Linked DNA regions of Homo sapiens: region 2 is linked to region 1. Evidence: chromatin loops called from intact Hi-C (ENCODE). Cell type or tissue: PC-3. All regions are shown on one strand. Links, peaks and the distances in the headings refer to the core of each region. The heading gives the core; the rest is flanking DNA.

Region 1 (5,966 bases), core at 586-5,585:
GAAGGGTGGGTATAGGTGAAGAGGTGGGGGTTAATCAGAGGAAAGCATGCCAAATGGGAAGAGAGGTTCTCAATCCAGTCTGTGGATTTATCCAAGACTTGTAGCTTGGCTTTCAGACTTTAAACTGGCTTTGGTTTGCAGGGGGGGGTTTCACTGGGGACTCACCTGTGTTTGCCTAGGGATTTGTCTACCTCCTGCTGTATCACTGAGTTCAAATCCCCATTCTACCACTTGCCAGCTGTGTAGCCTTGGGAAAATTACTAACCTCTCTGGCCTCAGTTTCTCCATGTTTGAGGTGGAAATAATAATACCTACTCTGCTCTGAACACTAAATGAGCTCATTTACGATGGCATTTAGAAGAGTGGACAGAAGTGAATGTTCCTTCTCCCATTATTCATATTGACTCCACCAGTACTGTCTCACAGGGTCACTGTATCATGGCATCCATCTTTCCATGGGTACATGTCTTGTATAGTCCTTAGGGGAAGGTCTTGTTCTTCTCTCCTCTCCTCAGGGTCCACTCACTTATGCATTATCTCATAAAGGATACTGAAGCCCATTGAGGGCATTTCCTAATCTGAAGGGGCCTCTGATAGACTTCTACTACTTAAGTCTCCCATCACTTTCCCACCCTTAACCCCATTCTAGAAAAACCCATAGGTAAACAGAGTATACCTGATTTTCTAATACCCATTGAATATTTTATATTTGTTTTTATACTTTGCAATGAAGAATGTTTCAGTAAATTTCCTAAAGGAAACAAAAAACTCATAGATGATATAAGTAAGCCATGTCACCCCTGGGCTTCCTCCACCTTCCACTGTGTACTACAGGCAGCACAGTCCCTCCCATGCTGTGCTCTGACCTTGCCTGACCTTGCCACCCTGAGTGTGACCTGCAGACCAGCAGCATCAGCATACCCAGGAAGTCAGTTAGAAATGTGAATTCTTGGGCCACAGACTTAAAGACTCAGAATTTGAGCCCATGGATTCTTGCTTCAGGGTCTGTGCTCTTCGCCACCACACTACACTGTTTCTCTTTATCAGCAATGAAATTGAGAACAGACTCATTGCAAGACGCTCATTGTCAGCTCCGTCCTCTACTGACTTCAAAACATCATCAGCTTTTCACATTAAATTTGTTTATCACCCGTCTCAGATACTATCTTTGATATCAGAGGTAAGACTGGCATTGTGGACAGATGTTTTCATGCCTTGACCCAAAAGGGTAACAAACATGGATACTGCAGGCCAACACGAAGGAATTGTGTTGATGGGCCATAAGAACCACAATGGGTCCCTTAAACCACACCTCAGCTACCTGATTTCCTGCACATAGGGCCAGAAATATACTAAGGGGAAAATGGTAGAAGGGAAAATGAGAACAAGAAAGAATGAGATACCCTGCAGGTGTCTTCCTCTACTAGGGAGGCCCCTGAGAAATGACTGAATGTTTTTAGCAAAAGATTAGAAGAATAATATTATCTTGCCATCTGTTATTGCTTATAGAGAGCCAATAAGTGTGTCTTAGAGATTCTGAGTTCCAGGGATGATCCCACTCAGGTTCCCTGACCCACTGTGAGTCATACCTCCATAGCAGAGGGGCCCCTAACCCCAGGATTTCCATGCCTTCTGCAAGCTGGTCTTTTAGATTTCATCAGCAGTCAGTCCTGTGGCCATGGAACGGGGAATGATCGATGACAGCCCACTGAAGGAGGACCTTCTTCTTGTTTGCTTGGTTCTGGGGAATGCATCTCCTAGGCAGGAGCAACACGTGCCATAATGGTAAAATAATTTGGGAAAAAATGGCAAAAAATATTTGCTTTTGCCTTAAATCTACCAAAAGTGGATCACAGGTTGAAAACTGCCTGATCTTGGTCGTTCGAAGCCCCTGAGTGGCTCAGTATTTGAACTCAGTGCAGCCCTGAGCAACCAATTAATATTTGCCCAGTGGGCAGGATTGACTTCAGTTACCTAAAGATGTTACTACTGCTCTTCTGGTTGCCCAGAGATTCCCACACCCCGTGTGCAGCACAGATCCAGCAGAGACTCCTTGCCAAAGGCCATTGCGGTCCAAGACCCCAAAGAGGAAGGCTCCAGAGGTGACTGCTGCTTGGGAAGTCAATATCGGACATGAGTGCTAGAACCAAGGTAATGCTTCCCAGACTTCACTATGCCCACCAGAGACCTGGAGAGCTTGTTAAAATTTTGACTGCTGGGCCAAGAGAGCTGGGGCTGAACCTGAGAATCTACATTTCTAACAAGTCTCCAGGGGATGGTGGTCGATGGACCACACTGAGAAGCACCATGTCTGAAAATCTTTTGAGCCAAACATTTTATTTCACCAATGAAGAATTTGGGACCAGAGAGGCTAACTAGTATGTCCAAAATCACCCAGCACATCAGTGACAGGGTTGGGACCAGGTGCCCTGACTCCTAGTTTCCACTGTGTTCCCACTCTATCAGCTTACCTTAAAACAGCAATCGTCATAGTCATTTTATGAACTATAACTCATTTTGAGTACCAAATGCTTTTCCTATTTCCTCTTCTTTATCTTTATAATCACCCTTTGAGGTTGAGGGCATGGGTCTCAACTTATAGAGAAAGAAACGAAGGTTGAAAAAAGTAACAACAACAATGAAAATTGGCTCTAGATCACAAGCCAAGGAGTAGAGCTGGATTCTACCCAGTTCTCTCTGACCTTGTGCTGTTCCTCTTTACATCTCTTCAGGTTCTCAGAGGGGAGCTCTCTCTACCAAAGGTTTAATGCAAGACCCACATAGTCACCTAGCTTACGGAAAGGACAGGCCTGAAGACTAGGGTAAAATTAAGATGATAAAACAGTGAACAAATATTTTAAAACTATGTCCAGGAGGAAAGCTAGAGGAAAGAGCCCTAAGCCCCAGCTGCTCCATAGGCTACCTGTCATTCTCTTTCCAAAACCTTTCAGGGGTTTAAGACCTAGAACCACGTGTCTGACACCACAGCCCTGTAAATTCTGTCCCCAAGAGTCCTGAGGCTCTGCGCAAACAAAATTAATAGCCTGCAAACTCTAAATGGGTGATTACAATCTATAAAGCAGCCCATAAAATGACATCATGGGGATTCATATTTATTTTCTCCCACTGATTTCCACTATAAATTTGCTTGGTTTATGAGTAGAAACAGTTTCTTCTGCTACGTGCCTGGGCATAAAGCTCACCTAAAGATGGAAACCTAAAGATGTCTGGGGCTCACTTCACCCCCAGTGGTGCTCTGGTCAATGGGACACACAGAAGAAACCTCCCAAGGAAGCTCTGGAAACCCCAAAGCAGCCACTGCCTCTACAAACATGCCCTGAGAGCCTGCTGAGCTGCAGGCTTCTGTGCTAGGTCTTGAGCAGTAGCCAACAAAATGGGGGTGGTCTCTGCCCTCAGGGACCTTGCAAGGGTCCCTGAAAGGGAAAGAGGAGACAGACACTAAACAGAAAACTACATGGATAACACATGGGGGTTCATTAGGGAATGCAAAGGGAAAGTACAGCAAGCTATGAGCTGTGGAACAGGAGCAGCTAACCTGATCTGGTAGGGGTGATGCCCAAGAAGGATGAGTAAGTGGAGGCTAAGCAAAAGGTGGGGAAAGGGAGAAGAGGAGAGACATTCCAAGTAGAGGGATCCACATGGGTAGAGCCCAGCTGTTTGCTGCTGTTGCAGTTGAGCCACATGAGTATCAAATAAAGAATGACAAAAATTCTGGGTCAGACAACACATATAGGATATAATAAGATTAGGTTTTCTTCCAAGTGCAATAGAAATAAATGAAGAGTTTTAAGAAAAGAATTAACATGATCAGAAAACCATCTTAGAAAGATTCTACCAGCCGCAGTTAGAAGAATGGATTTGACAGAGAGGGGGTGTTTAGGAGGGAATGTCAGCAGATTTGTAGGACACTATTGCAGTTGTCTACACAAGAAGTGATGGTGGCCTGAACTAGGTAAGAATAAATGGGCCACAGTGCTATCTAGGAGGTAGGACCGATTAGGGCTGTCAGACCCAGCTTACGCAAAAAGGGCAGGGCATTTAGGAGGTGCACAGTAGATAATGGTGATCACTGACCTACTGGCACTTGCAAATGCTTTGAATCCAATCTCATTAGCCAAGGTCAATACCTGGAAGCCACTCAGAAGCCAGTATTGGTACGAGGTCAAGTGACCACCTCACCAGTGCAACATAGCACACGCAGCTCAAGTCATCCCCAGACCAGTTGACACTCTCAACTTGCAAAAGAACACATGAGGTAGAATCCCTTTCCTTTAATTTAACCCAAGCTCTACTACTGCCTCAGTTCAAAGGTCATCAATTGCAAGATCAGCAGAAGGGGCATGGCTCCCTGAATCCCAACAAGGCTACAAGGGTTTTGGTTTTACATAGCTCATCCAAAGCCAGTCTCTTCTGGCCTTCAGAAATTTCTCCCTCTTCCAAGCTCCAAGGGCATTTATATCATCCCTGTACATGCAGACACAGTCCCCAACTTACAATGGCTCAACTTATGATTTTTTGAGTTTACAATACTCCAAAAGCAATGGGTATTCAGAAGAAGCTGTACTTCAAGTACCCATACGACCATTTTGTTTCCTACTTTAAGTGCAATATTCAATAAATTACATGCAATGTTCAACGCTTATCACAAAATAGGTGTTGGGTTAGATAATTTTGCCCAACTATGAGCTAATGTAAGTGTTCTGAGCACATTTAAGGTTTAAGGCTAGGCTAAGCCATGATGTTCAGTAGATGGAGTCTCGTTCCGTCACCCAGGCTGGAGTGCAGTGGCGCGATCTTGGCTCACTGCAAGCTCCACCTCCCAGGTTCAGGCCATTCTCCTGCCTCAGCCTCCCAAGTAGCTGGGACTACAGGCGCGCACCACCACGCCCAGCTAATTTTTTTGTATTTTTTTAGTAGAGACGGGGTTTCACCGTGTTAGCCAGGATGGTCTCGATCTCCTGACCTCGTGATCCACCCTCCTCGGCCTCCCAAAGGGCTGGGATTACAGGCATGAGCCACTGCACCCGGCCTAAACACATTTTTAACTTATGATATTTTCAACTTATGATGGGCTATCAGGATGTAACACCATTGTACGTTGAGAAGCATCTCATTCTACCTTGCTTAGATTCAATTTGGAATCACAACTTAGGCTGCCATTGTTGTCTAATAATTGCATGTTCATTAACCTGTTTTCCAAAAAGACTTTAAGCCACCTTAAGATAAGCACAGCATACCCAGCGACAAGGTGCTGTAGATGAGCACCTACTAAATATCAGAGAAAGAAGTGAATTGACTGGGCCCAGAAGAGAGGAAAATGCCAGTCTGGTGATGCCAGACCAACAGAGAGGAGTGAGTGGGAGGACAGGCTCAGCACTGAACTATCTAGAGTTGCCCTTGAGTCCTAGCCAAGATGGCTGTCACTCCCCAGGTGCCCAGAGATGGTGGCTTTCTTGAGCAATTGATCTGAAAATAGGTCCCCTAAGCAGACCTTGTCACTGAAGTTCACACACTGCCCAAGCTGAGTGCCATGCTGAGCATAGCCCAGATGAAATGATTGCTCATCTTGAGGGCAACATCCCAGACAAACCAGTCCCTTTTATGTCTCACTCACTATGGAGGGAAAGCCCCTGCTCTCTTGCCCTCAAACATTAGATGGGCTTACAGAAATGCATTCCCATTTCATAATGCCTGCTGTGATTCCAGGTAATTCCTCTAAGTGCACTATTAAATCCCAGCAGCTGTTCCAGATAACAGCAAAGTCGACAATTCCAGCTGCCGCCTTGTCAGGAAATGAAGCAAAGCAGCTGTAAGTTTCCTAACACTGAGACATGACCAAAATGGCAGCATGAGGGATCACTCATGTGCAGGTTTCTCCACCGCCATGCAGATAATGTGTGTCCACCATCACACATACATTACCTGCCCTGAGTCTACTCTGATGT
Region 2 (5,966 bases), core at 649-5,648, 110 kb before region 1:
ACTAAGAGTCTCCTTTCCCATCTTCATTCCATATTTCTTATCCACGATAGACCTAGATAGGTATAGCAAAAGCAAAATACGGGCATTACAAGTTGACCTCAAAAGTGGTTGGCAGCTAGGTAGTTTTAGAATTCAATGGAAGAGCTAAAGTTCCAGCCCTATCACCTCCTAGCTATAGGATCTTAAGCAAATAATTTGACCTCTTCAAGTCTTTGTTTTCTCTTCTGTAAACTGGGGATAAGGTTACGAATTCCCAACGTTGTTCTAAGACTGAATCAGATGACTCAGCACTCAAAAGTGATAGTAATTTCCAAAACTAAGGTAATAATAATAGTGATAATAGTAACTGTTTGTAGAAAATGCCCCCAAAAGGCAATCATTCAACTGAACAAAAACTGATAGGATCAATTGTTTCTATTTTTTTCATTTGTATCTGCTTTACTGCCTCTTTATCTGGTGTTGCACTGTAATCCAAATGCCCAACAGGCTGTGCATTGGGCTACTGTAAGATTTCACAAATGCCTAGTATAATTCTATAGAGTATTAAAGAAGAAAAAGTGAAAATTATATTTCCATGAAGGCAGCCACACAGTCTCATAAATGCTAAATAATTAGCCAAGATTTCTTGACAGAGAAAGCCATAAGTCACTTTAATGAGTGGCCACAGGAGTTTGTTATTCTCCTTTTTTCCTAGTTTTTTTTTTTAGAGATGAGAGCTTTCCTTGCCTGGTTGGCTTAGCACGGATCTACATAAGAGGCAGAGATCTGAACCAGTCATATGTCTTGTAAATATCTCTTGTAAGTTTTCTTCTCTAAGAGCACGTACTTTTTCACTGTTACACTTTTGGAATGATGTCCAAGACAACCTACCCACTAATGCTTGTTTTCTCCAGCTTATCTGCAGACTACAATTATTTCAATCACAGTTGTTACCAGAGTAGAATTAGTGTTCATATTTGCCAGCAACTTCTATGTAATAAATCAGAGCTAAGCTACTACATAAAACAGAGTCTTTCCAAACAAGTATTGCTTGATTTTAGTTTTCACTAAACTGTCTTAGGAATCATGACTGACCAATTCTACTCACTCGTTCCACTCCCTCCACTGATTCTAGCCATCCCTTTTTTTTAGGGAACCCTTATTTATCTAGAAAAGGAATGGGATGGAGTAGGTGATTCAAATAGCACTAAATGCATATGCACTTATGCACATATACCAGAAGACAGAGTGAAAGTTCTTCGAGGGCAGGGTCAATGAGCCATGTATAGGTATGGAGTGGTTCATGTGGGTGGGCACCCACACAACGTGTACACACAAACATCCCCAGCCTCCCAGCACAAATATATGCTCTCCATCCAACCCCAACCCCACTCTGGGACCACTCACAAAACAGGACAGCCTAGATGAGGTGATTAGAAATGGGGGAAAGGAAAGAGAAGAGAAGTCCCAGGTCTGAATGGAGAGCTGAGAATCTAGACACAAATGCTGGCATGGGGAATGGAACCTCTGACCCCTGGATCCATACTCCTCTCACATCTACAGGAATTTAGTCCTAGGGAAACAAGAATAGACTATTCATGTAACCACTACATTCTGCTTCCTATGCCTTTTTTTTCTGGATATTAAAATTGCCACCTATGTGCTAGGAGGCTGATAAACAATAATCTATAACCAGGGATAGCCAACAACCCCTAGCCATTGGGGAGCAACAGCCTGGAGCTCACATTTCTGAAAGAGAGGGCATCCTAGAGAAAGTAGCTCAGGGTACAGTTTCAAGGCACTTCATATCAAGGCTTCCCAAATAAGAAGCCCTCATATTCATACAGGGGATGGCAGAGGCTCCTAAGAGAAAAGAAGAGCTCTCTATTTGCCAAAGGCTGGCCAATCAGGGCACGGTTGGGCAGGTAGGCTGGTACTCCCATAGCATAACAGACTGTCAAATCACTGTGGGACTTCTTTGGGCTGTTACTAGATGCAGACTTCAAAATTCTGTCTGAGCCTTCTCCAGATGTTTGCCTTGGACTCTTTGGGCCTCCCCTGGTCATCTCACCAGTCCCCTATTTAACTTATGCCTTATACTCCCTTTTCTTGCCCTCCTACCTGGCTTTGACATAGTCCTGTCATACCTGGATGGCATGACCCTGGCAATGGCACCTTGCTATGGGTCTACCTGTAAGGATTTGGAGTACAGAAGCTAAAACTATTGAATCGACAGCTAGAACCAGCCTGTTCTGAGTTCCGGACTGACAGTTGCGGATAATGAGATGCCTGAGACGTATCTCTTTCTTATTCTGAACCTTAGTATTTCAGCCAGTAGCCTAAGAGGTCTATTACAGTTCCAACTCTTGTACCTCTTGGCACATCTGCACTCAAGCAGAATGGCACACAAGCCCCTCAGCAGGGCACTCAAGGTCTACACTAACAAAGAGTACCAATGCTGAAGACTTGCTGATCCTGAATGTAGGAAGCCTGAGAACATCTGGAAAAAAAAATAATTATGTTTAAAAAACAGTTGTTCCATTTATCTGCTGCTTCACTTTGACGAACAGAAAACAATGTCACATAACATAGATAGTCACCACAAGGACACCAGCTTGTTTAAAGTTACACATGAATTTATATGTGATGCTGAAGGATAATTATAATGGCTTATATCTATTTCTAACATCTTGAAGTTTTGTTGTTGTTGTTGTTGTTATTGTTGTTGTTGTTGTTGAGGATTTTTTTTAAGAACACACAGAGAAAGACCTGGTAGAAGTCTTTCTGACATCTGGCATAGAAGACAATTATACCTTTATTGCACAAGGAAATAAAATAGCTGTGTCTTAGCTCCGTCTTTGGCTGACAGCTAAGGCCTGGAAGTTTTGTAAGTTTTCCTATTTAGGAGTTTTGTTGAGAGCCTAGCAGCCTCACAGCCAAAACGGAGTGTCTGAGATGCTGCTGATTAGAAGTCATGGGTCTGCTGAGTACAAGGCTAGAGTCACTCCTTAGGAATGTCATAAAGGACCTGGGCAGTAGAAACCAACACCACCATGGAAAATCAGACAGGATGAGTTACCTTTAAAACAAACTGTCATCATTAATAGGGAAAATGGCAATGACTTATTAACCCCTATGATTATACAATCATATCTTCAAGTATGCACACTTTTCATTTCCTTCTTGACAACTTCATGAAAGTAATGTCTCATCTCCTGGAACATTTCTTTTCCTTTTTTTTTCTTTCCTTCTTGCTTCTAATTAACATTGAAAATCATTTATTTATCAAAATTAGGTTTCCCCTGCCCATGTTTCAGAAATAATAAATAGCTGGCTGAGTATGGTGGCTCAAGCCTGTAATCCCAGCACTTTGGGAGGCCGAGGCAGGTGGATCACTTAAAGTCAGGAGTTCGAGACCAGCCTGGCCAACATGGTGAAACCCCACCTCCACTGAAAATACAAAAATTAGCTGGGAGTGGTGGTGAACACCTGTAGTCCCAGCTACTCGGGAGGCTGAGGCAGGAGAATGGTTTGAACTCGGGTGGTAGAGGTTGCAGTGAGCCAAGATCATACCACTGCACTCCAGCCTGGGCAACGGAGTGAGACTGTCTCAAAAAAAGAAAAATAATAATAAATAGCTATTTCCACCATATCAATGACATCCACTAGATTTTTGGGTATAAATTTGGAAAGAAATATGATGAATTACCTGCTCAGTGGGGTGAAGTGTCTTTCTCCTTGCTTCCTCCTGCAGGCCCTTCTTTTAATTTTATTGTCCTATCTTTGAACTTCTCTAGAGATGTTATTCCTATCATTATAAAAACATCTCTGTGAGAGGCCTAGGATGGCCCCAGGAAGCCGATTTCTTAGGATTTTCTCTTCTGTCTCTGTGAATGGATCTCTGTATCCCCACTTTCTGTTGGGCTTCAGAAATCCTTTCATTTTATGAGGAATCACTGTGTTTTTCTGGGAAAGAGGAATGGGTCTCTGTACTGAAGAATCTCACAAAAGAGAATCAGATGTTTCCTTCGCCAAGCCCCCAGATGAAAACGTTCATAAAGTGAGAATATGCCAACGTGCTGGGCAGGATCGCCTGCCTGCACAGGTCTGTACTGTAATTACATTTAAGCTCCTTTCAAAAAGCGAAATGCTCCCATTCAAAGGATCTTTTTACTGGTTACCAAAAGAACATGTTATGAAATTCTAAGCAAAGTCCATTTCAATATAATACATGGGATATGGTTAATAGAATAGGAGGAAAAAGGACTGTGGGAAGAGCTTCAATCTACTAAGCCCCCAGATTGTAGAAGATCAGATTTCATGAAGAAAACCTAAAAATAAGATAAGAAGCATTCGGCTTTGTTTCATTCTGACTGCTTAGTGCCTACTCTTGGGCTAAGGGATGCTGACAAGCTAGTATCATCAAGAATTGTCTAGGAACTGTTATTCCTACCCTAGGATTATCACAGCTTGGAATGCCTCGCCTTTCATTTTTCTCAGCTTACAACCAAGGCATGTCTAAAATGCAAAGTATCTATTTGAAATGACAAAAAAAGAAATGCAGTGAGAAAACAGATCCTGACAGTTGTGTTTTATAAAAGTCCATTCTGAGAATACAAGAAAGAAGTATACAAGTTTAAAAAAAATAAGGAAAAGAAAGCAGTTTTAAAGTAAGTCATTAGACAGCCCTAAGGCAAAAAAAAAATATTTCAAGGAGAGAAAATGATCACAATTTACTAATCAATGATGTTGAATGCAGTGCCAACATGCTTTAACAAATGCGATATTTCTTCCTAGTAGTACCATTTCATTTCTTTTAAAGTTGAATTAATAGTTTTACTAAACACTATGAAAACGATCAATAATTGCATTTCCTGAGGCATTTAGCCCAAGAAGTGCTTTTAAAAGGTATATCTTTTTATTTAGATATTTGTTAGATCTAAGCAAAATCAAATCAGGTAACATTATTCAGAAAGACATGAAAGGGTATCATCATCCTGGTCACTTGGTGCACACCCAGGTGGAGTCAGGAACATGTAGGACTGATGATCAGGTAGGTTGTTACTTGGAAAACTGGTCCTAGCTTCTAATTATTTGTCATTAGTCTTTGCTCAGCATAAACCTAAAAACGGGAGATTTATCTCTCTCTTTTCCAATGTCCTAGTCTTGAATTTTCAAGGGACATGGTGGCCTTTGTGATATCACAGCAAACTGAGGGCCCACAGGGATGATCCAGGAGAAGCCTCAGGCCCAGTGCTTCAGTGTATTGGAATGCTCGCTGCTTTAATTCATGCATGCGTCCAGTGCTCACCACGTTCAGGGCCATCGGGGAAAGCACGTCAACATGCTTGGGCAGTGCAGGAAAAGAATCTGGTTAACCTGGAGGCGACAACCGAAAGGGGGAGGTTGCATCATGCAAATGAAAACCACAGCTTGGCCTTAGCTGCCATGCAGAAAGGACCTACATCAAAGAGTCTGCAGTGCGGCTCCTGGGTAAGAGTCGATATGAGAGAGGTGAGTTACTTCAGCAATGAGAGACACAGGCAGAAAAATGTTCAAACCACTCTAAACAGAACACTGTACAGAGCGCTGGCATTACACGCGAGAAGAGGCAGCTTTGGGGACGAGGAGGGGCGAGACAGAGGGAAGGTGAGGACAGAACTGGCCGTTACTCAATGAAATGGCTTCCCTGGCCATCCTTTCATATGCATGTATTTTTATAATGTATTTCACTTCAACAAATAACCTCATGAGAGTTTTTAACATCAACCATAATTGTTAAGATGTTGTGAAAATTCAGGAGAAACAAGGCATCAGTTACATAAAGATACACACCATGGTTTCCTGTAGTTACAGTTCATTATAGAAGCAGAGCTGAAGCGGGTCAGATAAATAAGAGACAGTTAAGTGCCAACATCCTTAACACTTTGGTTACAGAGCTCATGATGACTCTCAAGGCGTAATGTAGTGTTGAAGGAACCCAACAG

Evidence for each region. A loop is a pair of places that touch in the nucleus more often than their neighbours do. Peaks named below come from ENCODE experiments on the same cell type or tissue, not always from the same donor. Only the 100,000 strongest peaks of a DNase experiment are listed, where the experiment ranks them.
Region 2: it touches region 1 in a loop (2.9-fold over the local background); 2 of 110 quality-filtered maps call a loop at or near these places.

What each region holds. Positions count from the first base shown.
Region 1 is chr10:77,302,798-77,308,763 of GRCh38, forward strand. The region is part of intron 2 of KCNMA1 (potassium calcium-activated channel subfamily M alpha 1); the gene reads right to left. Among named protein-coding and RNA genes, the nearest start is that of KCNMA1-AS3, 45 kb to the right of the region's middle. In PC-3, for the core only: no CTCF peak of the experiment used is centred there; DNase peaks (open chromatin) are centred at 3,074 and 3,614; H3K4me3 peaks cover 352 bases; H3K27ac peaks cover 715 bases.
Region 2 is chr10:77,192,356-77,198,321 of GRCh38, forward strand. The region is part of intron 3 of KCNMA1 (potassium calcium-activated channel subfamily M alpha 1); the gene reads right to left. Among named protein-coding and RNA genes, the nearest start is that of KCNMA1-AS2, 55 kb to the left of the region's middle. In PC-3, for the core only: no CTCF peak of the experiment used is centred there; a DNase peak (open chromatin) is centred at 2,976; H3K4me3 peaks cover 290 bases; H3K27ac peaks cover 1,541 bases.